Linked DNA regions of Mus musculus: all the other regions are linked to region 1. A link is a loop called in an ENCODE intact Hi-C map of the cell type or tissue named here. Cell type or tissue: heart. All regions are shown on one strand.

The links. Hi-C counts contacts between places; a loop is a spot of excess contacts. Peaks named below come from ENCODE experiments on the same cell type or tissue, not always from the same donor. Only the 100,000 strongest peaks of a DNase experiment are listed, where the experiment ranks them.
Region 2: it touches region 1 in a loop (3-fold over the local background); 2 of 42 quality-filtered maps call a loop at or near these places.
Region 3: it touches region 1 in a loop (6-fold over the local background); 19 of 42 quality-filtered maps call a loop at or near these places.

Annotation. Positions count from the first base shown.
Region 1 is chr12:112,872,097-112,880,096 of GRCm38, forward strand. It overlaps 1700127F24Rik (a long non-coding RNA gene), which reads right to left and starts at 3,730. Exons shown (of 6, transcript XR_873068.2): 1 at 3,517-3,730; 2 at 3,178-3,294; 3 at 2,966-3,066; 4 at 2,048-2,604; 5 at 971-1,038; 6 at 1-789. In heart, CTCF peaks have their summits at 1,633 (motif pointing left), 3,662 (motif pointing right) and 7,312 (motif pointing right); DNase peaks (open chromatin) are centred at 1,595, 3,665, 4,495, 5,625 and 3 weaker places; H3K4me3 peaks cover 3,090 bases; H3K27ac peaks cover 1,585 bases; H3K27me3 peaks cover 7,693 bases.
Region 2 is chr12:113,147,079-113,155,078 of GRCm38, forward strand. It overlaps Gm30599, which reads left to right. Exons shown (of 2, transcript XM_006516447.4): 2 at 1-1,040. The coding sequence ends at 782. Crip1 (cysteine-rich protein 1 (intestinal)) reads left to right here and starts at 4,934. Exons shown (of 5, transcript NM_007763.3): 1 at 4,934-5,075; 2 at 6,203-6,297; 3 at 6,377-6,434; 4 at 6,540-6,586; 5 at 6,697-6,801. The coding sequence starts at 5,036. The coding sequence ends at 6,580. In heart, a CTCF peak has its summit at 1,473 (motif pointing right); DNase peaks (open chromatin) are centred at 603, 1,493, 4,883, 5,473 and 8 weaker places; H3K4me3 peaks cover 3,019 bases; H3K27ac peaks cover 3,669 bases.
Region 3 is chr12:112,951,247-112,959,246 of GRCm38, forward strand. It overlaps Gm26583 (a long non-coding RNA gene), which reads right to left and starts at 3,043. Exons shown (of 2, transcript XR_381995.2): 1 at 1-3,043. It also overlaps a transcript of Brf1 not described here. In heart, CTCF peaks have their summits at 4,779 (motif pointing right) and 7,228 (motif pointing left); DNase peaks (open chromatin) are centred at 1,385, 4,775 and 7,244; H3K27ac peaks cover 3,004 bases.

The sequences.
Region 1 (8,000 bases):
GCTCAATGGGGTCCCTGAAGCTTTCCAGGTCTTTCTGGGGGATGTAGCCTCTCAGAGTTCAGTCCCCAAAGACCCTTAATTGGCTGATACCCACAACCCCTGCTCAGATCCTAGAGCTCTGGTCTCATGTCACCTCTTTCTGGGCTAACCACTGGCCAGCTCTTCTTTGGTCCGGACCTGGCAGCTTCTTAGGCTACCACCATCTCCTGGGAACAAAGGGTTGAACAACCTGGGAACACTCACCACCTGCCTATATATATGTTGTATATATTGATATATATCAATGATGAGAATATATGAGGCTTATAAAAAAGGGGGGCTGTGTTTCTACAAATTGGGGGGATTTAAGCATTTCACACAGGCACAAGATGAAGACAGTGGTGACTGTGTTCCTAGGAGATCAGCTGAGGAGACACTCAGCCCCCAGCTGCCTGCCACCACCCCCATAGCACCCCTTCAGTCTCCCACCCCCCAGCTATGGGGAAAGGGGAGATGTTTGCCATTTATCTCAAATGCATCCTATGAATAACTTTTTTTTAAAAGACAGGATCTCACTATATAGCCCTGGCTATCCCAGAAATCACTGTATAGACCAACCAGATTAGCCTCGAACTCACAGAGATCTACCCACCTCTACCTCCCTAGTCCCGGGACTAAAGCCATGAGCGACCATGTCTGCCTTCTGGGCAACTTTCTATCCACCTTCACCAAATCCTGGGGGGCAAAGATACAAAGAAAACACCAGAGAAGGAAAAGAAGGAGCCCTCCAGCCCAGTAGCTCCTGCGTCCCTAGAGGGGAAGATAAAGAACTGTGAAGACACCATATGTGACTGTCCCTCCCTCATGTGACACCAGAACAGCCATGCCATACTCCTGAGAGGATGTGACTGGGGTATGAGAGGTCACACACCCTGCCTGCCCACCCTCATGTAGGTATGGAGGGGCAGCCTGGGTCACCGTCTCGTCCCACCTTCTTCCTCTCGGGTATCATCTCACAAGGTGCTCCAGGTCTGGTTGAAGTTCAGCCATTCGGCAGCCCTGTACGTGAATGAACACAGCCCTTAGCCAGCTCTTGAACTGACAGCTCCTTGTCCACCAAGCCCTGTTTGTTGGCCCGCGCCCACACCCAGCACTCCCTGGAAGCTCTGCTGATTCAAAGTAACTTCACCTCAGCTTCCTCTAGACACGCAGTCTTCACTGAGACCCCCACCAACACCAGATCGTCGGCCCAGTGGGTGTAAGAGTGACACAGGGGTCTCAGCTTCTCTTGACCCCAACATCACACACTTGAAAGGTGAATCCAAGAGACCCTGCCATGGGCACTCTGAGCTCAGCTCAAGTTCAAGCCTTTGGTGGAAACATTCTGAGTAAACTCTGAACTTTGAAGGAGGAAGGTCTTTCTGGCGCAGTCCAGCCTGATGACCACAATATGCAGGACCTTTCATTAGTTGCTCTCCTAACCAGCCACACCACACCACCTTACCAAGTCTGATAAGCTCTCTCTGTCCTCATTTGTGACCCCATGAGGCTGCTACCCGGAAGAGGTGGTGTAGTGCGGAACGACAGACAGACAGACCTAAGACATAATCTGTTTAGGTTTCCAACAGTGGCCTGGCAGCCTGCCACCTGGTGGCTATGACAGTCCTTGCACATGCTCATAGATTAGCGGAGGGCTCCTTGCCTGGCTCCAGCCCACTTTCCCAAGTCTGCTCGGCCTCAGGATGGGGAGCACAAATGGGTGTGTGTGACACCTGCTCAACCAGCTTCCAAGGCTTGCTTCTGTCCCCAGCACTGTCAGTGCTCTGCTATCAACTCTTCCGTGGGATCACCTCTGAAAGTTCCCACAGTCCTGCGCCCCCACCACACACACACACATGGATAGCGATTTTTCTTGCAGATAAAAAAAAGACTCCCCCAGCCTCCGCCGTTCGGGAGACTTTCCTGCTCATCCGGGATCCTAAAACTTGCTGCTCCTTCTGGCTGGGATCCAGAGTGTATCAACCCCCACGCCCCCAGCCCCTACGCGGCCCTTTGAGCTGGAGCTTACAGGCCAGTCTCTTCTCGCTGGGAATGTCACAATCTGCTCCACGACCTGCTCCACATGCCTCTGGTCCTTGAGCTAGGTTACCCCCCTTCTCCTCCGCCTCCTGGGTAAGCTCTTGGCCGTCCGGCAGCCTAGGGCCAAGAGCCCACTCCCACCCATACCCTACGGAGAGTGGAGCACGCTGGGGCTTGCCCAGGCGTCAGCGGGGGAGTCCACAACCCCTGAGCGAGCCTCAGCAGGTAAAGGGCAGAATTTCGTCTCCGCCTTCGCTGTCTAGAGCGAACCTGAGTGACCCGCTCTGACTTCCTGAGGTTCCCGCACATGCGCGTCTGGCGGACCGCAGCCTGATGTCCAGGCAGAAATGCTAGGAGCGCACCAAGCCTTCGCCTATGTTGTATTTGCAAAATAACCGGGTGAAGTACGGATTGCTATTGTTCTCAATTTGCAGATTCAGAAATCCAGGTGTAATGCATTCTCACCCAGATGCAGCCCTCCCAACATAGAGTTTTGCACAGAAACCAGTTATTCGTGACACTGGAGACTTGATGACTTGCACAGATCTGTGACAAGGGGAGAAGAGGGCAAGACCAAGAAGAGGCGAGATTCCCGATTGATCCCCTCTCTGTCTGTCCCCTCCCTAGGAAAGATGAGCCTCATAAGCACTCAGGTGGAGTAAGACTAAATCTAACTTCTTTACCCCTAACCACTCCATAGGACCAGCCCCGACTCCCTCCCTTCTGGGAACCCAGTTCTGCCTATCAAACCACTGGACTCATAGGGACCCTCTGAGCACATTGCAGGGGAGTTTCAGGAGGCTTCGTTGTGGTCCCAACAACTTCTACCCTGGGCCTGCTGGGCTAGGGAGGGTAAGATCAGGAAGAGATGGGATTCCCCCCACCCCCACCCCAGATGCACACAAACCTCTTTCCTTCTTCTAGGCCAACCTCCTCAGAGTCCCTCACTCACTGAGTAGGGGAATCCATCTCTGCCAAAGATGCCAGGTGAGGGCTACAAAACAGCCACTAGAGAAAGCCAAGAGGGCAGTGAATTGCAGCCACTTTACCAAATGGTTTGTGCCTCTATCTACCAATCTATGCAAAAGGTTTTATTTCCATGTCACGATGGGACAATACCTGATGAATGTGTCATTGTCGCAGTTTCTGGGAGCAAACCACAGGAGCCCCTACGGAGCCACCTCTCCCGAACCTCCTCAGCAGCTGCTCAGTTGCTTTATCATGATGCTCTGGGCTCTGGGAGCAAGAGAGTGTCAGACTAAGTGTAGACAGACAGGCACAGGTGCATGCTCTTATGCATTAGTCACCAAAGCCTTACCCACGTATTCATGTCCCAAACCATATAGATGGCTATAAATGTCTAGTCCCAGAACCCCTATGCTAGGTCACTGTGGGTTTCCCAAGTTTTGTGTCATAGAAAACGGAGTCTAGGACCAAACACCTCAGCCTGACCCACACCTCCTTCAGCATGGTCACCCGAAGGTCCAAGCTGAGTACGTTCTCCCAGACGAGCAGTGATGAGACCAGCTGGCCTCCTCTGGCACGCGGACATAGGCTGGGAAAGCTAGCCTAAAACCTAAGTCAACACTGCGGCCACCAGGGGGCACCCAGCTCCACAGATAAGGTGGGAGACCATGTTCTTGGAGCCAGAGAGGGCTCCGGAGGCAGAGTGTTGGCTGGGACCTCACATCATCATGACGACTCAGGGAGGTAGTATTGTGATGCCATTCTCCCACTGAGGACACGTGCCAGAGAAAGGGACATCATTGGTCCTGACACTTAGGGCTGGAAGACTTGGGCCTCAGAATTTTCCAAGTTTACCCTGAACCAGCTTGTGTCTAGCTTGCGTCCAGCTTGCTGCATGACTCCAGGAATGTTACTTGACCTTGAGGTTGATGGTGGTGTGAGGAAGCAATAATTGGACCCTGGGACCAGGGGTCTATCCTCAGCCAGTACAGGGGCTTCAGGGCTGCTGTTTACAGGCAGGTTCCTATTACTCAGCGGGAGGAGAGTTTGCAAAACTCCATCGACTCCTATAAAGAACCCCTGCTGCCTGATGCAACTGTAGAATGCCCACCTAACAGTGCCCCCTCCCCACTGTGGCCCTACCAGCCCAGAGCCAGTACAACAGGCAGGAATTGGATTGGCAGTGTGGACCCCCTTTGACCCTCCTGCCTAATGCCATCCAGGGCAGCCAGATTGGGCAAGGCCACCGCCTGGATCTGGCAAAAGTTACCGCCTGCCTCCCAGGCAGCTGGAGCTGAGTGCTGGTAGCGCAGTCTTTCCCACGCTCCGTGATGCCAGTCTTGGCACTCCAGCTCCGCCCCACCCTTGCCTTGCTGGGCCCCGGGCACCCGGAATGTGGCTGAAGATTCTGTCCCCCTGGGCCACAGATTCCTGTCTCAGTGGGTGTGGGCGGAGGCCCGCTTTCCGCCCTTTGATCCCGGCCAACTCCAGCTAGCGGGCCACGCCCAAACCCTGCCAGCCCGGCCCAGGCGCAAGATGGAGGCGGGGCTAGTCTCGACTCCCCAGGCTCTCGAACTCTGGCTCCTAGAGTTCTGGCTCTATCTTGGAGTTCTAGCACCAGCAGTGATTGACTCCTTACTACCCAATGTGCAGCCTGATGCCGGTCAGGGCTGCAGCCAGACAAGGAAATCCGAGACTCTTCTAGTACGGTTTCTCTCGTGGTCGCTGTGAGCTGGGTGGTAGTTTGCCTATCTCCAATCTCTCTCAACAACTAATCCTGGGACATGGGATCGACTAGAGGGAAGGAGAGGCACCCTCTAAGCCCAGGAAGACAAGGGCAGCGTCTCAGAACCCAAGGGGATGGGCTAGTTCCGGAGTCCACCAGAGGTGGTCTCCAGAGGTTATGGGAGCTCCTGAGATGCGCAGCCATCTGGAGAGATCACTTGCCTCAGTTTCCCCATTTACTGGATAGAATGACAGTAATGAATATCCTGTTTCCACACTTGTGGTGGTTGGAGTGGGCTTTGGACTTACTCCATCCTTCCAAGTGGCCTCACTACGCTTTTCTAGTCGAGCCACGGAAGCCATCTGGCATTGCTTAGAGCCTTGGAGGACTGAGCCGAGGTGAGCCTCGCTGCTTCTGTGGGCTACCTGCCTCGGGTTGGTGTTGTCACTCCTGGTCAGTCCTTACCGCCAGTGTCTACCTGGCCACCGAGTGCGAGAGTCTTGCCATGTTCGTTCAAGTAGAGCGTCTGCTGCGGAAACTCAGAATAGGAACTCCACGGGGTCCTTTGCCTCCTAGGTTGGGGGTGAGAAGGACACAAGGAAGGAACTCTCAACCCGGGAGAAGGGGTCCTAAAAGGGCCTACTGGGTGTAGGAAGTTTCCCAGGGAACGGAAAAACTATGTGGCAGGACTCCTGAGCCACCCAGGTCCCTCGTGGCCGCTGACTCCCTCGGGACAGAATGGAGTAGGGGGGTGGGACGGGGCCCGCAAGCAGATTCCAGCACGGGGGTCAGACAAGCCCGCGCCTGCGCGCCGCCCGCCGGGTAGGGCGCCCGAGTTGGGGGTAGGGCGGGGAGGAGAGGACCCTGATCGCGACACACCCCCAGCGAAGGCGGGGAGAGACCCAGAGAGGCAGGCGGGAAGCGGACAGCGTGGGGCAGAGAGCAGGGGTGCGGCGGAATGCGCCTTTGTGCGCGCGGTCCTTGAGCTTGTTCTGGCGGGCCCAGCCGACCGCGCTCCAGCGTCCGCCCCCGGCCCGGTGCATACCTGGCGAGGCTGGGGTGCTGTTGGGCGGGGTTCATAGGCTGTCTCAGGTCTGTGCTGCGCCTTTGCTGACTGGAGAGGCAGAGGATCCCTTCAGCAAGGACTGGACCCTGCCAGGAGCCCTTCCGATGGCTGTAACCCTTAAGTCGTGCTCCAGTTCCTAGCCAGTGCAGGCTTGGCACTTAACGTGATGCAATGGACTGACAGACCCTCAGGAAAGTGGCTAGGCTAGCCTAGGGCAAGGCTTCGGAGACTGATCTCCCAAATTATAGGTGTCTAGAGCCAGGTGGCTGCTGCAGCTCATGGCTGCAGAAGGCGACCGACTGGCCAACTGAGATTACTATTGGGTAGAGAATTTAGTGGAGTTTCTCTATAGTTCTGATGGAAGAGGAGCTGGAAGCAGGCTGTAGAGCCCAGGAACTCAGAGGTTCCTGCATGAGGCACAGACTGTGGGGAAGGAGGCCAGTGGTGGGTGCTGGGAGCACCTGAAAGCATGGTGATCGAAGAAGCATATTTTAGGATTGTGTGTTTCATCCCTCATGTGACCACAAACCCTTCTAGAACCTTCATCATTGACTTAAGTCGTACCAACCCTGCTGTAACCTGAGGTGAACATAGCCTCCCTGGGCTTGAGGGCTCAGCTGTAGGAAAACTAGTGGACTGAGCTCCCAGCTGTCCCCTCCTTCACACAAGCCGACCATCGTGTGACCCATCTGCGTGCAGACTCAGGGTTAGCACTGGATGGATCAGTACCCCTCAGAGAGATCCTTTAACAGGAATTATGGGTGACATCGTGGTTATAGTAGGGCACAGAGGAGGGAGAGGCAGGAAGTGCACATGGGGTGTGGCCTCTGGGTTGAGTTAAAAGGCAGAGAGTAGAGAGCGACAAGGGTGGACCAGGAAAAAATGTATGGAATCCTCAGGTGGAGAAATGGGGTACAGGGTGGGGACTGGGCTTTAGCATCATCAGGAGGCAGCTGGGAGCCATGAGAGGTATTTGAACAGAGGAGCAACACTCAAGCGCCCCTTGTAGCCTGACCCTCCCTCTGGTCTTCAGGAGGGACCTTTGTGTAAGGAATTATCCCTGCATGTTGGACATTTCCAGATTCCTACAGTGGTCTCCCACAAGGCTCACTGTCCATGTCACACCAAGCCACTGAAGCCAGTCTCTAGGATAAGGGTTATTTGGTTCCAAGGAAGCCCAGACTGGCTTCAAACTCACTATGAATTCAGGACTGACTCTGAACTCTTGACTCTGCTTTCATCTCCTGAATCCTGAGATTATGGTCAAGTAACATCATTTCCAGCTATAGAGCTTCTTGAAGGTCACCTACTACTGGTGAAGGGTGAATCTATACACACATACACACACACACCCACACACACACACACACACACCCATCACAGATACCCTCTTGGTTTGTTAACTGACTTTGGCATTGATGCTTTGATTTTTTTTTAAGATTTATTTATTTATTTATTATATGCAAGTACACTGTAGTTGTCTTCAGATACGCCAGAAGAGGGCATCAGATCTCATTACAGGTGGTTGTGAGCCACCATGTGGTTGCTGGGATTTGAACTTCGGACCTTCGGAAGAGCAGTCGGGTGCTCTTACCCACTGAGCCATCTCACCAGCCCCGCTTTGATTTTTAAACTTGGATTTCCTGGGAGAATGATGAGCATGGACGTGTCCCTCTGTGCTTCTCTGTTCTGTCGAGCAGCCCACCCTCCTGAACATTGAGTGTCATGGTGGTCGATTCTGTGCACACCCATTCAGCCAGCAGCCATTCACCCACCAGAAGAGCAACAGCTCAGAGCCTGAGGAGTCAGGGTGTTGCTGTCTCCTCCATGAACACTGAGTGTGCTGGTGACAGAGAAGAAAAGGCCCGGGGCCTCAGACCTCTGCAGTTAGAGCTTCTTTCTAGAACCCTGGCCCTTCCATGGCCCTGGTAAGCCTGCATGGAGTGCTCACACTCAGTGCCTCATAGCAGACATATGCGCAGCTGCAACCCTCCAACAGGCAGTGGTGTCCTTCCTGCCATGAGCTGAGGTCTCACGTGTCTTCCTGCCTGACTCTTGGCTAATCTCCCTCTCACGCCTAGTCTTCCACATAGATCTAAACAGATTCGGAACCTGTAATCAATGTGGAAGGCAGAGGCAGGTGTGGCCTGGCTCTGGCCCTCACTGGCTGTGCCAGGCCTGTGC
Region 2 (8,000 bases), 270 kb after region 1:
TAAGAAGCCTTTGTCTGGCATCCACCCTTATGGGAGAGTGCCCTGAGCTTTTCTATCTCCCAAATAAACAGCTAGACTCAGAGATGACTCTAGATGCCAACAGACCATCTCACTCCATTCCAAGTTCTGCCGAGTCCAGAACCTCACAAGGAGACGCAGCCCAGGCTGCTCTACACAGTTTAGTTGCAGGAGTTCCCCTGACGCGCCCTTCCACGCGACCACCACCCACCTATCTAGCCTTGCTGCACTCTCCAACCAGGCCTTCTGATCTCCTCTCTGTTTACCAGTATACTCAGTTGGACTTCTTTATGGGGTGCCCAGCCTATGGCTCCTTCTCCCCACATACCTTAATCTTTGATCATCTGGCCAACACCCTAGCATCCTCCCTCCTGCCTAGCCTTGCTTCTCCTGCATCGGCCCTGGGAACCCTTCTGCCCGAGTCTTCCTCAAGCAGATCCCATTTATCTCTAGATCTGACATGGTTGGCCCTGCTCACTGGCTGCTGGCTGAAGCCTGTGGGCAGGGTATCAAAAGGATCACCATGTGCTAGTGCTCTGGCTATTGAGCGGGTACAGTTCGGGCTGGCCGGAGCCCAGGGTGCCAGGTGTGGGCAGCCCTTTTTCCCAGGCCAGACTGACTGCGGGGGTGGGCTCCAGGCCATCAGCTGCTGGTTTGGAGAGACTGGAATTCCAGGCGGTTCTTCCTGGGCTTTGGTTCCAGGAAGCAGACACTGGGCACAGGGCAGGCCTCAGGGAAGGCAGGGGGCAGGGTACCCCATCTGACCAGATAATAGGTCCCCGGTAGAGAATGCAGTCTTACTGAGAGAAGGGTGGCTAAGGACCCTGTTTCCACTGTCTATGGCTCCCTTCCTGGCTATGATGTGTACTTCTGGAAAAGGAGGAATCTAATTGCTGTCCGCCTAAGCCTGAGGCATAAGGCCTGAAGGGTGGAGGAACCTGTCTGTGAAGCAATGTTCAATGCCTTCTGACTGTGGTCAACCATCCCTGCAGACCTACCCTAAGGCCAGATCTTGTGCCAGACGGGGGGGGGGGGGGGTCCCTGGAGACAAGCTGCTGAAAATAGGCCCTGGGAACTTGTAAATGTCTTCCACTGGTCTGAGGGGGGAGGAGGGGGAGGAGGAGGAGGAGGAGGGTGGGCCCTAAGGAGGCCTGTGCTGTGTGTGTCTGGGCTCAGCATGTTCTCTAACGTGTGTATGGCAGCATATGTACCTGAGAGAGAGCAGAGGACATAGGGCAGGCTCAGATGACCTCCACCCCTTAGATGGACATCTCCACACGTGACCACACCCTCAGCCAGGTACCAGGAGAGCTAGTAGATAAAGGTCGTTTTTGCAACACTGCAGAGGCCCTCCCTTCCCTGAGCGGCTGAGTTTTCCTAGTGGGAGTGGGTTCTGAGATTCCTCAGTGGTCATCAGCCCTACCTACCTTCTCTGGCTGGCCTCGGGGTGTGGCTCCCCAGCCAGTGGAGGGCGCATGGGTGTGTACAGAGAAGGCTTGAGCAGATAGATCATGGTTCTGTGGCCTCCCCTCCCCCATAGTCTCTATGCTGTCCTGGCACAAGCAGTGGAGAGATCACCGTGTGCCCTTTGAGTGCTTGTGCAGAGCACAGCAGGCCTTCACTTAGCCCAGGAGTCCTGGTCAGTCGTCCTCCTCCAGGGATAGCCTGGGATAAGAGAGGCAGGTGAGAGTGTAGGGTTGGTCCTCAGGAAGGCTGGCCGGGCTTTGACACCAGCTGTGCCTCGCCTGAGAGGGCTAAGGCTAGAGGTCTGACTAGAGGCGCAGTAGCAGCAGCGGGCTGGCGGGCGGGCGGGGCATTTGCAGGCACTATGGAAGCTTCGGAAGAGTTTCTTCCCCAACCCCCAACCCCAGCCGACTGCCCGCCCTGTTGTTGTTCTTGTTATTTTTTGAGTCAGTCTCATTTAGCCCAGGCTGACCTTAAATAATCTATGTAGCTCAGGTTAGCTTTGAATCTTCTTGCTTCCACCTCAAGTACTGAAAAAGAGCTCTCAGGCTAAGAGCAGGCTCGAGCGTTTCCAAGGCAGATGTGACTTTTGAGGGAGTGAAGGGCTGTGAGCTAAGCAAACAAGATGGTGTTACCGTCTCTTCATCACCATCCCCGACTTTTTTCTCTTTTCCTCTTTTTTCTCTCCCTCTCTTCCTTCCTCCCATTCTTCCTTCCTTCCATTCTTCCTTTTCTTTATTTCTTGACAAGGTCTGGCTCTGTAGATCAGGCTCTTGTAGCCTCAGTCTCTGGCATGGTTCTAGCCCATCACAGGCCTATGAAGCCATGCCACAGCTTGTATTATGTCTTTGTGTCTTTAAGTGGATACGTCTGAATGGAATGTCTGGAAAAAAACTGCTGTGTACCAACAAAGAAGGTATCAGCCCTTGGCCCCTGCCTTGGCACCCCTCCCGTGACCATGGCAACAGGAAACAACATTCTGGAAGGCCAAGAAGGTTCCTGTGGCTTGGGGTTGGGGCTAGACTTAGGGATGGGAGGAGGACCTATCTCTGGGAGGGGCAATGGATGGAAGGAACGTGGACCGGGTTATTGACCCACCTGCCTTACTTAGCACATGTCTCTTGGGTGAGAGGTAGGAAGTTAGCTAGGTAGTGGTGGCATACACCTTTAATCCCAGCACTTAGGAATGAGAGGCAGGTGGGTCCCTGAGTTTGAGGCCAGCCTGGTCTACAGAGTGAGTTCCAAGACAGCCAGGGCTACACAGTGAAACCTGTCAGGAAAAACCAAACCAAACCAAACCAAAACAAGATCCCTGAGTGCAGATACGTAGAAACATAGCTATTTGCTTTGAGAGAGAGACCACTCACAGGAGGTTGAGCCACCCCAAAGGATATGCATCCCACAGGTATGCCTGCAGGTCCTAGCATATGCATGTGCATCCGAGCATTCAGCCTCTGCTACACACACACACACACACACACACACACACACACACACACACACACACACACACCCCAGAGAAGAGAGGAAGCAGTCTGCCAGGTGCCTTGTGCCTCCACCCAGTGCACACCCCTGGCAGGCAGCAGTTGGCTTCTTCCACGGACAGTGAGGTAGTGTGCTTTGTGTGTGGTCAGGCCCCAGGGATCTGTGTTGGTAGGGACACCACCCTTCCGGATGGTCCTGGACTTCTCTGGCCTCTCCTTATATCACCAAGGGCTTTGCTCAGATCTCCCCTTCCGGAACCTCTGCCCATAGGATGCTTCTCCCCCTCCCCTCTCCTTTGTAGACTAAGTCAGGAGCTATAGAAATATGTCCTTTTTTTTTTTTTAACAGAAAGACTGAAAGATTACAAGAAATGGCCTGGGGGTGTGGATGGGGGAGCAAAGTCAGCCTTAAGTCCAGAAACCACTCAGGGATGCCAATCCAGGCCTCTAGGTGGGTCTTAGGTAATGATAGGCTAGAAGATGGAAGTCTATCCTTGTAGGGCTTGTGTTCACCCCTGCTCTGGAGCCCCCAGCTGGTAGTGAAGAGCTTCAGAATGTCTTTGTAGAGCTGGGCATTTGTGGAGCTCCAGTTTGGGACAGAGCTGTACCCTCAGGTTAGGGTCCCTAGGAGGAAGGTAGTGTTCCAGAGGGGCTGCGTTTGCAACTGTGGGTAGTCCCTGACCCATGGTGCAACACTAATCCCATCTGAGAGTTCTGACTCCCTACCCCAGCAGTGGCCAGGGAGATGGAAATACCCCTGACTGATCCTTGCCCAGAGCTAGGTCTGGAGACAGATAAATGGGTGGGTGTGGACAGGAGTGTCAGTCAGGGCTGAACAGTGAGAACTTAATGTCCGGCTATCAGCAACTGCATCGTCAGCTTGCTAGGCAACGATCAGAGAGCCCCAACCCCTAACCCCCACTAAGCCTACAAACTACTCTGAAGCTCAGGCCAGTAGAAACCTCCCAGCCCTCCATATTTACTGTAGGCTTAGTCTGTTCTCTACCTGGTACCAACCACGGCTCAGCCTCCTCCTTAGCTGGGCAGTGGACTTGGACCGCTGAGCTCTGGGCACTTCTCCCAGAGATAAGGACTACTCATCAATTGTGCCTCGAGGCACCAGGGAAACAGCCTGGGCATGGCCTCACCCGAATTCCTTGTCTTGACCTCTAGTCTCCAACCTCAGGTTGTTAGGTCCTCAAGCTTAGAGTCTGTAGTTCCTGTGGCAGGATGGGCTTTTCTGGATGGGAGTCCCCTCTTCTGAGTTCCCCGGTGAAGTTGTGGCTGCAGTCCAGTCAGCTGCCAAAGGTCAGGGTGTTCACATGCGGCTAGCCAGAGTGGACCTCCTGGCGTCTGCGTGGGTTAGATCTGGGAAAGGCTGGAAGGAGTTGGGCTACAAGGCTGAGACTCTGAATGTCCTCAACTCTTTCCGAAGAAGCATCAAAATATGTGCAGAATCCTTGAATGCTAATTTGTGTCTCTCTGCGCTTTATTTGTGTGTGTGTTCACATGCGCACGTGTGTTTTGAAACAGGGTCTCACCCTAGAGACCAGATTGGCCTCACCAGTTTTAGTAGGACAAGCAAACACACCACGTCCCACTTTATCTGCACTTTAGAAGTTTCCTGTGCTTACCCGGTCTCCAGCTAGCCGTTGCAGGTGCAAAAAACGCTAGGCTAGACAGAGCTCTTGGTCCTTCGAGGGGAGGACTCAACGACCCCTATTCAAGACCGGAGACTTGCCCTGCCCCAGGCAGGGGGCGGGGCCTGGGTCCGCAGGAGCCGCTGGGCTTAGAGGGTCCCGGGAAGACTCCGCACCCCTGCATGGCCCTTGGCCAGTTTATCTTGCCGGAGGCGAGTATGAACCAGATGACCATTCTTGGCCAGTCGGCCTGGATCAGCGTTCCCAGGGGTCCAAGTCCCGGACTGAGGGGGTGGGGCGGGGGCGGGGCCTTAAAGGGCAGGGCCACGGGGTCCCTGAAAAGCGCGGACCAGGCGGGCGCCACCCAGTCCAGAGCCTGCAACCTACTTCCTTCTAGCTGCAGCCACTTGTGCAGGACCAGGTACCGCCATGCCGAAGTGCCCCAAGTGCGACAAGGAGGTGTATTTCGGTGAGCACGCTTGGGTATCCCAACCTCTCTCCACATGCCCGCGGGCGTACTGCAGGCGGTACGCGGAAGCGTGGTCCAGAGGCGGACAATATTGGGCTGTTCAGGTGGACCTGGCTGTCTAGAGTCCAGGGCATCGCCTGGGATAGAACCCATAGATCTTGCCCGCGGCTTGAGGGTGGGACAATTTGGTGTTAAACAGAACCGACATCTGTGCCTACTCGCTCTTATGTTTCTGGGTCGGTCTTCTGGCTTCCTTGTCTCTGGGTCTCCAGGTCTCTGTGACTCCCATGCTTGTGGGTCTCCCCTTCTCTGTGACCCTGGCCTCTGGATCCTGCTGTCTCTCCCGCCTTCTGTCTGTGCGCCTTGGGCGGGGTCCCTGCTGGATAGGAAGGAACGCGGGACTAGGGTGGCCCCTCCCAATGCTAAGTAGAAACAGACGCCCAAAACCACGTCCGGGGGGTTCGATCTCGGGTGCTCGTTTTCTTGCTGTTTGCGCGCCCTAGGGCTTCTATGAGATAGTGCGTGACTAAGAGGTCCCCTTGCCCCTGCTGAGGAGAAGGGTGTGCCCAGGTTTAGTGCAGAGGTCAGAGGACTTTAACTGGGTTTACCTAACCTTAGATCCTCCAGACTTGTTCTCCTCCACTCTCAAGTCTGAAGGCCTCCTCCTCTCCAGCTCTACAAGCCCTCGGGGGTCATATCCCTATGGTGACACTTAAAAGTGTCCCACCAATGAGCCGGGATGGGTGGGTGGCCAGGTAGCCCACGCCTTTAGTCCCAGTGCTTTAGTCCGGGGAGGCAGAGACAGGAGCATCTCTGTGAGTTCAAGATCAGCCTGATCTACGGAGTGAGTTCCAGGACAGCCAGGGCTACACAGGAAAACCCTGTCTCAAAACAAAAACAAAAAACAACCTAAAAGAAAATATCCCACCAAAAAGGTGACCCTTCTGGTTTGTGAGGTGGGATTGGCTTGAGAGCACCATAGTTGCCCCTAACCCTCTCTGGAGCACAGTGGTCTCTGGGGACACAGGGTGGGCTGCCACATTGAAAGAATGAAGTGTGGGTGTCTGTGCAGCTGAAGAGGGGTTGCAGGGACTCCAGTGTCTCACAGTGGATCTGTGCTTCTGCAGCTGAGCGAGTGACTTCACTAGGCAAGGACTGGCATCGTCCCTGCCTGAAGTGTGAGAAATGTGGAAAGACACTGACCTCTGGGGGTCATGCTGAGGTAAGGGGCCGTTAGGGGGCAGAGGGAGGAGCTATAGGAGTTGGGGTGAAGGTAAACCCTACTGTTCTTTTCCTTGTAGCATGAAGGCAAGCCCTACTGCAATCATCCCTGCTACTCCGCCATGTTTGGGCCCAAAGGTATGTTGCCGGACTTCTTCCCTAACGGGCCTCCCAGTGCCGGCCTCCTTTCCCAACATGTCAGTATCCTTATTTTTTATCTTATCCTCTTTTTATCTTTGGCAGGCTTTGGGCGAGGTGGAGCTGAGAGCCACACTTTCAAGTAGACCGAGGTATAGCCCCATCTCCAATCCCACCCAGTCCACCAGTTTACAGGACAGAGTCATCCCTAATAGAGTAAATAACAAAACTTTGCGCTCACATTTGTCTCTCTTTCTTACAGGTTGTGGAAACTCTCCCTGCCCGCCCAGGCACATGCCAGGCCTTACCCCCGGACAGCAGGGCTCTCGGGAACCCTCAGTGCCTTTAATAAACCTGATCTTTGGAAGTCCTGTGTTTTTGTCTGCTGATGTGTGATAGAGGGGTGTACAGTGAGAGCCTCAACCCCAGGCCTGATGCAGGGCACTGCTTTTCCTGCTGCTGCAGGCAGTGGTGCCCACTACCCTTTGAGGGGTGCAGTTTCAGGCCTACATCCAACTTCAGGATCCGTAAAGTTCCTGTCGCCTGGTTCTGTAGTGGTTCTGGCCTGGGGTGAGGTCCTGGCTGTCGGGGTCAGCAGGAACATGGCGTAGGTGGGGCTGGCCGCAGTTCAGAGGGTGAATCAGTGGGAGCTGCTTTGGTTCCCTTTTTGAGCTGTTTCGGGAGGGAGTTGTGTGGATTCCTGATCTATTCCATTTTCACTTCCTGCAACCCCACCCTGTCCCCAGAAGTGCACCCTTGTGGGTGAGCTCTGTAGCTGCTCAGCGTGGTCCCAGACACCTTTTCCCTGAACAGGAGTGCCCTGGGTGACCCAGTGCTCTAATGGGATTTGAGGGTGACAGTGGAAAGGGCTTTCTGGAAACCCTTGTAGAGCCAGGCAGCTCTCAGCTTTGCCTTCCCTATGCTACTGGCCATTCAAAACCCTTTGGACTTAACAAGGTCACAAAGGTCTCAGCAGTGTCCTGGTCTAGCCTGGGTTCATCTTTGGCACCTACACTGCAGGAACAAGCTGGATAGTCCAGTAAGTGGTCTGCAGTGTAGTGTAGTATAGTGTAGTGTGTATTGTTGGGTGATTCTGGAATTTCAATAGGTGGAGGCCATAGTGTTTGAGGTGACCACAGTATGGAGTAGAAGAAGCCCACCTTCGGTATTAGTTTCCTACTAGGAGGGGTGAGGGTATCTTTGGTGTCCAACCAGACCTGCAGAGGACCTGGAAGAGATGTATGGGTGAAGGGCAGAAACTCACTTTCCCCTGTTGTCTTCCACCCTTAAGGCCCCTGTCTTCCTCATACTTCCAGCCCCTCGAGCCCAGATCCACGTCTCTCAACTGGAGTAGACTTGGGCCTCCAGCAACCTGAGAGGCCTGTAGGAATGAGCAGGTCAGGTGAGGGAAGTGTATAGTATTGCAAAGAAGCCTAAGCGGCAGAGAGTTCCATAAGGGTGTATCAGGAGTTCCTTGGCACAGTAGACAAGAACTCAAGTCTTTGTGCTTTTCAGGGCGCTTCGTGTTTAAGGTGTGCAGTATAGCATGGCTCTGAAGCGAGGGCA
Region 3 (8,000 bases), 79 kb after region 1:
GAGCCCACAGAGCTGTGATTAGAATACGTGGCAGGCATCTGCTGTAGTTGTCAGGAAGAGCTCAGCTGTCCCAGAATGACAGAGCCATTGGGGAGGGACAGAGATGGCAGCTGTGGGGGCAAAGGCTATAAATGTGGGGAAACGGGGACAGATCTCCATTCCTGGATGGAATGAGATGGCTAATTTGGAGTCTTGGCAGACCCCAGGCAGACGGGACAGAGATGGGGCTGCTTCCCTTGGCAATGCCCAGCTCGCAGCATTTCCTGCTTCCCCTCCACTAGCAAGCAGTCCCTCCCCTAACAAGTTCGGGCCCACTGGCTGCTTTACTCCTCCACAAAAAAAAAAAAAAAAAAAAAAAAAAAAAAGAGAGAGAGCATGATGCAGTGGACACAGGGACCCTCAGAGTCTGCTGAGACCTGAGAAGGCTCTAACTCAGCTCTAGTGGAAGGAAGCAAGAAACGTGTCCTGACCACCAGATGCAGAGAAAAGATGCTGCTGCAGCAGCAGCAGCAGGAGACTGGGGCCAAGGAGGAGGCAGTGCTGGGGGGAAAGGGCAACACACAGGAATGGCACAAGGATGTTGGAGTGCTAGGGGGTGTAATGAGACACTCTTAGCCCACCTGCTCTACTTTTTGTATTGTTTGAAGCCATTATGTTGGCAGCCCTGGGAGGCGGCTTCCCCAGCCTTGTGGTGACCACCTGCCTCGGAGCCCCAGAAGCTGGGTGGGAGTGACTTTAAGATATGGTGCCTGGAAGACAGTGCTGGATGTTTGGCCCTGGTGATGCAAGGATCAGGCTAAGTAATCCCTCTGTGGCTCTGTCAGTGGGCAGACTGGGTAGTGCTGAGAAAGGAAGGGCTGAACTCATTGGGCAGTACTGAGAGGCTGGCATAGACAGGACTTTTGGGTGGGGTTCAGTAGACATCATCTGGAGTCACAGCAAAGACTGGGTTACTGTGCCCTTCCAGTGAGTGACCCATCTCCTGGGTACCTGTGCGGTCCTGATGTAGCCTGGTTAGTTTGATACACCTGTCACACTCTTCTTTGCCTCCTTGGCCCAGCATTAGCCACTTCAACACTGCCCCTGATTAGGACCCTTCTCCTGGCAGCTGTTTGAGATACCTTGCACCTACTGGCTCCTCTCTTGTCACACTATTCAAAGGTCCAGCGAGACAAGTCATAGAACAAAATGTGTCCTATTTTGTGAGACAGCCAGGCCAGGCTGTAGACACCTGGATCTGTAAAAGCAGATGCCCACAGGTCTCCTGGCCCTACTACTCAGTCTGCAGGAAGTGGGAAGCCCTTGGCTTCCAACCCTGCCCTTTATCAGCCTTCATGGCTTCCTGCCATAAAAGTGGCCGGCTCCCCCACCTTGGCGCCAGGACGTCGGGTCAGTGGTGACTCACCCGTTGCCCAGCATGAGGACGCCTTGGCCCCATGTCCTCCTGCCTACCTTCACAGCACGTGTGCCTGGCCACTAGGTCTCACAACAGACTGGCTTCTCTAAGGCCCTCAAGGCAGGGTACACCTCTGCTTCTGGGCCGTGAGCTTACCTCCACTGGTCTGTCCCACTCTACCCACAGAGACCCTTGCCATTCCTTGTCATGGGGTCCTGCCCACACCCCACTACACCCTACAGCTCCATCAGCCTTACCTTCACGTGCTCTCTTCTGCCTCCTGAATCCCAAGTATGAGACCTGTCTCTTCTGGGTAAGACTTTTGTGCCCTGTTTTGGCCTGGCTCTAGGAAGATGTCCCAGTGTAACTCCTACATAACTCCCACTCTAGGGCCTCAGGATGTCTCTCCCAGCCCTTTCCACTCTGAGCGCTCCCATTCCCTGGGCTTATCTCTGAGCATTAGTGGACTGTTAACAGTAGCCCAAGGTATGCTGCTCCTGGCAGACTGCCCCTCCTCCTTCACTGAGGTGCACCCTTTGCTTAGCATAGCTCAGTATTGTAAGATTGTGTGTAAAAATGGGAGCTGGAGTTGGGGAGGAGAGGCCCTTGGCCCCAACATCCAGAAGGCTGGTGGCAAACTGGGGAAAGACAGGATGTTTGAGTGGGCTTTTTGTCTACAGGGGAAAGAAACTTGCTCTCCTTTGCAGAGGCCTTGTGTTCACCACAAAGTTCCTTATTTATACGAGCTGCAAACCAGCTCTTAGGGCTTCCTGCCTCTGCCTGCTGAGCCAGTGGAGAAGGTGTGATGGTTGCTAACTTGACACAACCAGTCACCTAGGAAGAAGCAATGTTAACTGAGGAATTGTCCCCACGTTTGGCCTGTGGGTATGTCTACATGGCATCTTCTTGCTGTTTGATGTGGGAGGGCACAGCTCACTGCAGGCCATGCCATCTGGGAAAGCTGTGCTGGGCTATCTAAGGAAGCAAGCTGAGCAAGCCTTGGAGAGCAGGATGGTGAGCAGCGGTCCTCCACGGTTCCTGCCCTGATTTCCTTCAATGATGGACTGTGACCAGGATGTGTAAGCCAAAAGAACCTTTTTCTTCCCCCCAAGGTGGGTTTGCTCAGCATTTTAAAATCACAGCAACAGGCTGGAGAGATGGCTCAAGGTTGAGAGCACTTGCTCTTGCAGAGTGAGCCAGATTCACTCCCCTGAACCCACACGATGGTTCACAGCGACCTGCAATTCTTGTTCTAGGGATCGGATACCCTCTTCTGATCTTTGCAAGCACTGAGTATGCATGTGGTACACATTCATGTGTGCAGGCAAAACATTCACATAAAATAAATCTAAAACTTAAAAAAGTCCAAAGAAAGCAAAGCACGATGGAAGGGGTGTAACACCTGTGTCCCGTCTGGCCTGAATATGGCTGTGTACAGCCTGAGCTTGTGACAATGCTCACTCCAAGTTCTCATTCTGAGTCACTGTCAATGAGCTGGTAAAGTTTGCACATTTGCCAGGAACATCCCCAGAAGCCCCCATGGGCTGGTAAGCCTGATTCCACCTCATCATCCTAGATATTTATTTTATTTATTTACTTTCAAGATGGTTTTTCCGTGTAGCCTTGGCTGTTCTGGAACTTGCTGTGTAGACCAGGCTGGTCTTGAACTCATAAGATCCATCTGCCTCTGCCTCCCAAGTGCTGGAATTAGAGGCACGGGCCTCCATCACCCAGACATCCTGGATCTTTCTGTTCAGAGAACCCTGTCCACCTTGTAAGCCCCTAAACATAACTGTACTAGAACCCATTTCTCCACATCTCTATGAGCCCCTGTCCAGATCCTTACTTGGAAGCAGCCCTTGCCTTCTCCACCCCACACCGAGCTTGTGGAGGGCACCTCCCAGCTCTCCAGCCCATTCTGTTATTCCCAGAGGAAGGCTGGCATGCTACTCTACCAAGTTGCTGCCTGGCTGTCTAGCACAGCCTCACTTCTACTGTGCTGGGAACAGGAGGTCTATCTGCCCTCAGCTCACCAAGTTTAACTTGGCCTTCTCTCCAGACTTCAACCTTGGACTAAGCTGGGGCCTCTGGGCCTGCCAGGCCTCCACCTAAGCAGCAGGGCTAGCATGGGCGCTCAGCTTTGCTGCCCAGGTGCCTCTGCTAACACCCTCTCTATTCTGCCGCCTTCGAGTTGGGCTGGGGCACAAGGTGCATTATGCACTAAAGCTCCTGGAGATGCTTGGAGTTCCTCTTTGCTCCTCCCCGGCCAGGGTCAGCAGGAAGGAGAGTATGGCAGGATGAGGCTCAGGACAAGCTGGATCCAAGGTCAAGTTGAGGATTTAAAAAGTGGGTGATGGTTGAGACGGGTCTCACCAGTTTGGGGCCACTGCTCTCATGGGTCTTAGCCAGGCCCATTGTTTGGGGACAATAGTTCCCCTGAGCTAGGTTCCTCTCCCAACAGGAAAACCATAAAGTCTGCCCATTAACACTGCCCACGGCCACTTTGAAGGCCTGGGGAGGCTTCAGGTGCCAAGTGTAGCCCCACCCATTGCCAACCTGCTCCAGCTCAGGCACCCTAGGGATGTCAGTCAGCCCTTCAGGCTCAGGGTACGGACACAGGCTCTGACCACCAAGGAGACATGGCCTACCTCACTAGGTAGAGCTCAGGAACATGTTGGGGGCTTAGCCCCCTATCCAAGAATCCTTCCTAAAACCCACAATGGGCTGGAGATCCTTATCTGCAGAGCTTACTCTCCACTGAATGGAGACACCCCCCCCCCAACCATTGTACCTAAAGCTGACTTGATACCTCAATGTCCCCTAAGAGGCAAGGGTACTTTTTGCAGAGTGGCTGAGTCCTGTGACAGGGTAGAGATAAGGGTTAGAGAACTGGGTCTCAACCTTCCCCATGCTGCAACCCTTTAATACAATTTCTCATGTTGTGGTGACCCCCAGACAGACATTATAGTCATTGATACTACATAGTTGTAACTTTGTAATTATGTAAATTTTATAATTATGAATCATGAATATCTGTATTTGCCGATGGTCTCAGGTGACCCTTGTGAAAGGGTCGTCTCACCCCCAAAGTTCTGTCCACAGGTTGAAAACCACTGTGTTGGAGGGTGCTGACTGTAGGGCAACAACCTGAGGACAAAAAAAAGCCTTGAACATGTGTTGTTGCTCTGGGAGCTGTGTGCTAGCTCATATCTTCGCCAGTCCTCCCACTAAGCTTGGCTGGTTCGGGGTACCCCCTATTTATGGGACTGCAGGGTAGGGGTGAGGCAGTGATGGGGCCAGTCTGCTGCACTGCCCAAGCAGTGACCGCACCCTTGATCTGTGCTGACTGTTAAGAGTGAAGGGCCTTCAGAAAGTAGTACTGCACACAGCCACCAGAGGGTGCAAGCCCAGGCTTGTGGCCAATCACATCAATTCACTGCAAATAACTGATGTATCAGTAAGTCCTGTACCTCTGAGGTTCAGTGCCAGGGTCTGCCTTCTTCATTTCACTGTGCCTTCCCCATTTCTGCCTAGCTGTCACCCCCACGCCCACCCCACCCCCAGTGTTTAGTGGTCCAGGGCAGTATAAGCTAAAAAAAGCTTGTTAGCTGTGGGCTCTGGTCTGACTCACAAAGCAATGGTACTGAATATTAAACTCCATCTAGGCCTAGACCACCAGGGGAGGCTCAAGCAGCTACTGTTTTAAGTGTACACTCTCATGAGTGACTAGATTCCTGCTCGCTTGCCTCCGGGATAAGGCACACCACCTTATAGGTCATATGAAAACCCCAGCACTGACAGGGATAAGCAGGTTTCTAGGAACTTGGGAGCACGCTACCTCCTCTAGGGTGCTCCCAGGCAGGGCTATACAGGGCTTTTTTGAGTTAGCCTGTTTGTTGCCCATGGATGGGCCCCTGCACCCTTGGAGGATGCAGATGCGGGTGCAGAGGGCCACACAAGCTTCAGGAGGTGCAGAGAATAGGACAGGAAGGAAGCCCCAACAGGTGAAAGTGGGGGCACCCTCAACAGACAGCACCATAGCCATATGCAACACTAACCTGTATTGTGTACGTATGTCACCTGGGTACAGCCACCCCTCACTCTGGGGTGCGTGCGGAGGCTTCCTTGGTGCCTCCCACCCCAGCAGTCACTGAAATGGGCTAGACTGGGTGGGGAAAAGCCAAGCAGGTGTTTTGTCCCAGCGAGCACAAAGTTTCTTCTGTGCCCAAGAGAGGCCCAAGATTTGGGTTACACCCTAAGACTTGGGCTAAGGAAGTCAGACACTCCCCGCTACACTGACTTAGGTAGGATTCTGGCATAGGCCCAGAGGAGGGGGCTGTGGGGCTGCAGGGTTGGGGGCCTACAGCAAATTAAGGTTATAGCAATCCATAGGGTTTAGGGGCTGATGGATCTCTTCACTAAAGTCAAGGTCTTCCAGGGGCTGGCCCAGGCTTGGCTCACTAGACTGGAAGGACTCCCAAGAAACCACCCTAGACCCAGTTCCAGCTACTGCCTAAAAGTCCATTGTCCACAGCTCCTGAGTTGGCCTTGGAAAAGGGAAAGAGAGAAAGAGGGAGTCCATTGGTTTTAGATTGGGACCCTGTCTGGTGTGCACACTTGAGCACCCAGAGCTCTACTGCTCTATGCTGAGAAGAGAGCAATTAGAACCCAGGCTATCCATCATGCAGGAAGCAATCTCCATGAGGTACCAAACAGTCTCCCTTTACTTAACTCCTGCTCTACACCTCTTAGAAGGGAGGCCAGAGAGAAATTCTGGGTCTAACAGGTATCCTAAGATGCACGTACCCCACTACTCCACTTCCTCACTAACACCATTGAGGCCCTGCTTCCCTGGTCTCTGGAGTTTCTTGTAGGGTACCTACCATCTAGAGGTATTACAGAGGCAAAGATATATCCAGCTAGATCCATGCCCATTCCATGTATTCTCTCACACTGTCAAGGTGTATCCATCCCCTGGTCCTAGACAGGTATCTGGGCAAAGGATGTGGCCAAACCTCAGTCTCCACCTTCTAACTATGTATAAAAGGAGTGCCCCAACCCCACCCCACACAGGGCTTGTTCCACTCCTGCTCAGTAGTGTACAGAGGACAAAGCACCTGATCAGAGAACCCAGGTCCAGGGCAGGCTGGACAGGCTTCTCAATGGGTACAATAGCTCAGGAGGGAACAGCTCCAAGTGGGAACAGTGCCTCACAGCCTTGCACGGCTGCAACTTCTCATTCTGTGGCCCAGTTCCCTCTAAAGACAGAAACACGCTCTGCCAAGCCTCACATGTCTAGGTTTACAGGAACCTTGCTGACTGCTACTGTATTGCCCCAGTGATCCTCAGTTTGCAGAGGATGGTGGCAACCATGAAGTACTAGGTTCCTCAGTTTAGGGGGCTGGCAAGACACTTGGATAGTGTACCATACATGTAGTGTCCCCTGCACCTCCCTCCTCCTGGCAGGAAGACAGAAGGCAGAGGAGGCTGGGAGATATAAGCTATCCTGTCTGCTCAGCACTCAAGTGTGCATACCACACAGAGTCTCAGTCTAGAATCCAGGATCCAATGGATTCCCTCATTTCCTAATTCCCTCTTCTAAGGTCCAGTGTGGTAAGGACTAGTTTTTCCCAGGAGGCTATCTGAGGCACTGCTCTGCACTCTGAGAAGACCCCAGGCAGGAGGATTCTGTTGTGATAACCCCAGTCAGAAAAAGCAGGCAGAGATGGACTAATTGCATGCACAGTGGGGTCATCCAGACCCAGTGCTCCTTGAGCTTCACACTAGTGCTGCTCATAGACACACACAAGGCTATGACCTCAGCTCAGAAGCATCCTGCCCATTTCACGGCTGCCCCCTACTGGGCCCTTCCTCCTCAACACCCGGCTCTCCCCAACCCAGGTCCCACATTTCAGGACACACACACACACACACACACACACACACACACACACACACACTTTGCTACTCACCTATCTCCTACGGACTGTCCTCACTCAGCACTGTCCACCTCCCTACACCCCTGTGTTCTAACTCTATCCGTGGTAGTGAGCAACTCATCTAACTACCTTACAAGAGCGCTCCAGCCTTCCCGGCCCTTGCTCCATTTTCCAGACCTTTCCTCCTGCTGGCTCCTGGGCAGACAAGGCACAGCTGGGGAGCAGGCCTCCTCCCACTTCTCCTCCCAGGGCACTTGGTTCTTTTTCCTGAGCTCCCACCTCCCACCCCTCACCCTGTACTCTCTCCATGCCACAGGCAAGTCCTGCTGTATAAAAACGTACAAACATACTAAAACTGTTCTCCCCTACCACAGTTGTGATCTCACTTCTGGGAAGGGCCTTTGAGCCTGGTTCCATATCCCCATACACAATCCCAAAGCATCGTGCAGTCTTTCCGTCACAATCACTTCCTACCTGTCTGACCATCCACTCATCTGCAGCCGCCACAACTCACCACCTCAGGCCTGGCCCCCACAACTCACCACCTCAGGCCTGGCCCCCACAACTCACCACCTCAGGCCTGGCCCCCACAACTCACCACCTCAGGCCTGGCCCCACAACTCACCACCTCAGGCCTGGCCCCCACAACTCACCACCTCAGGCCT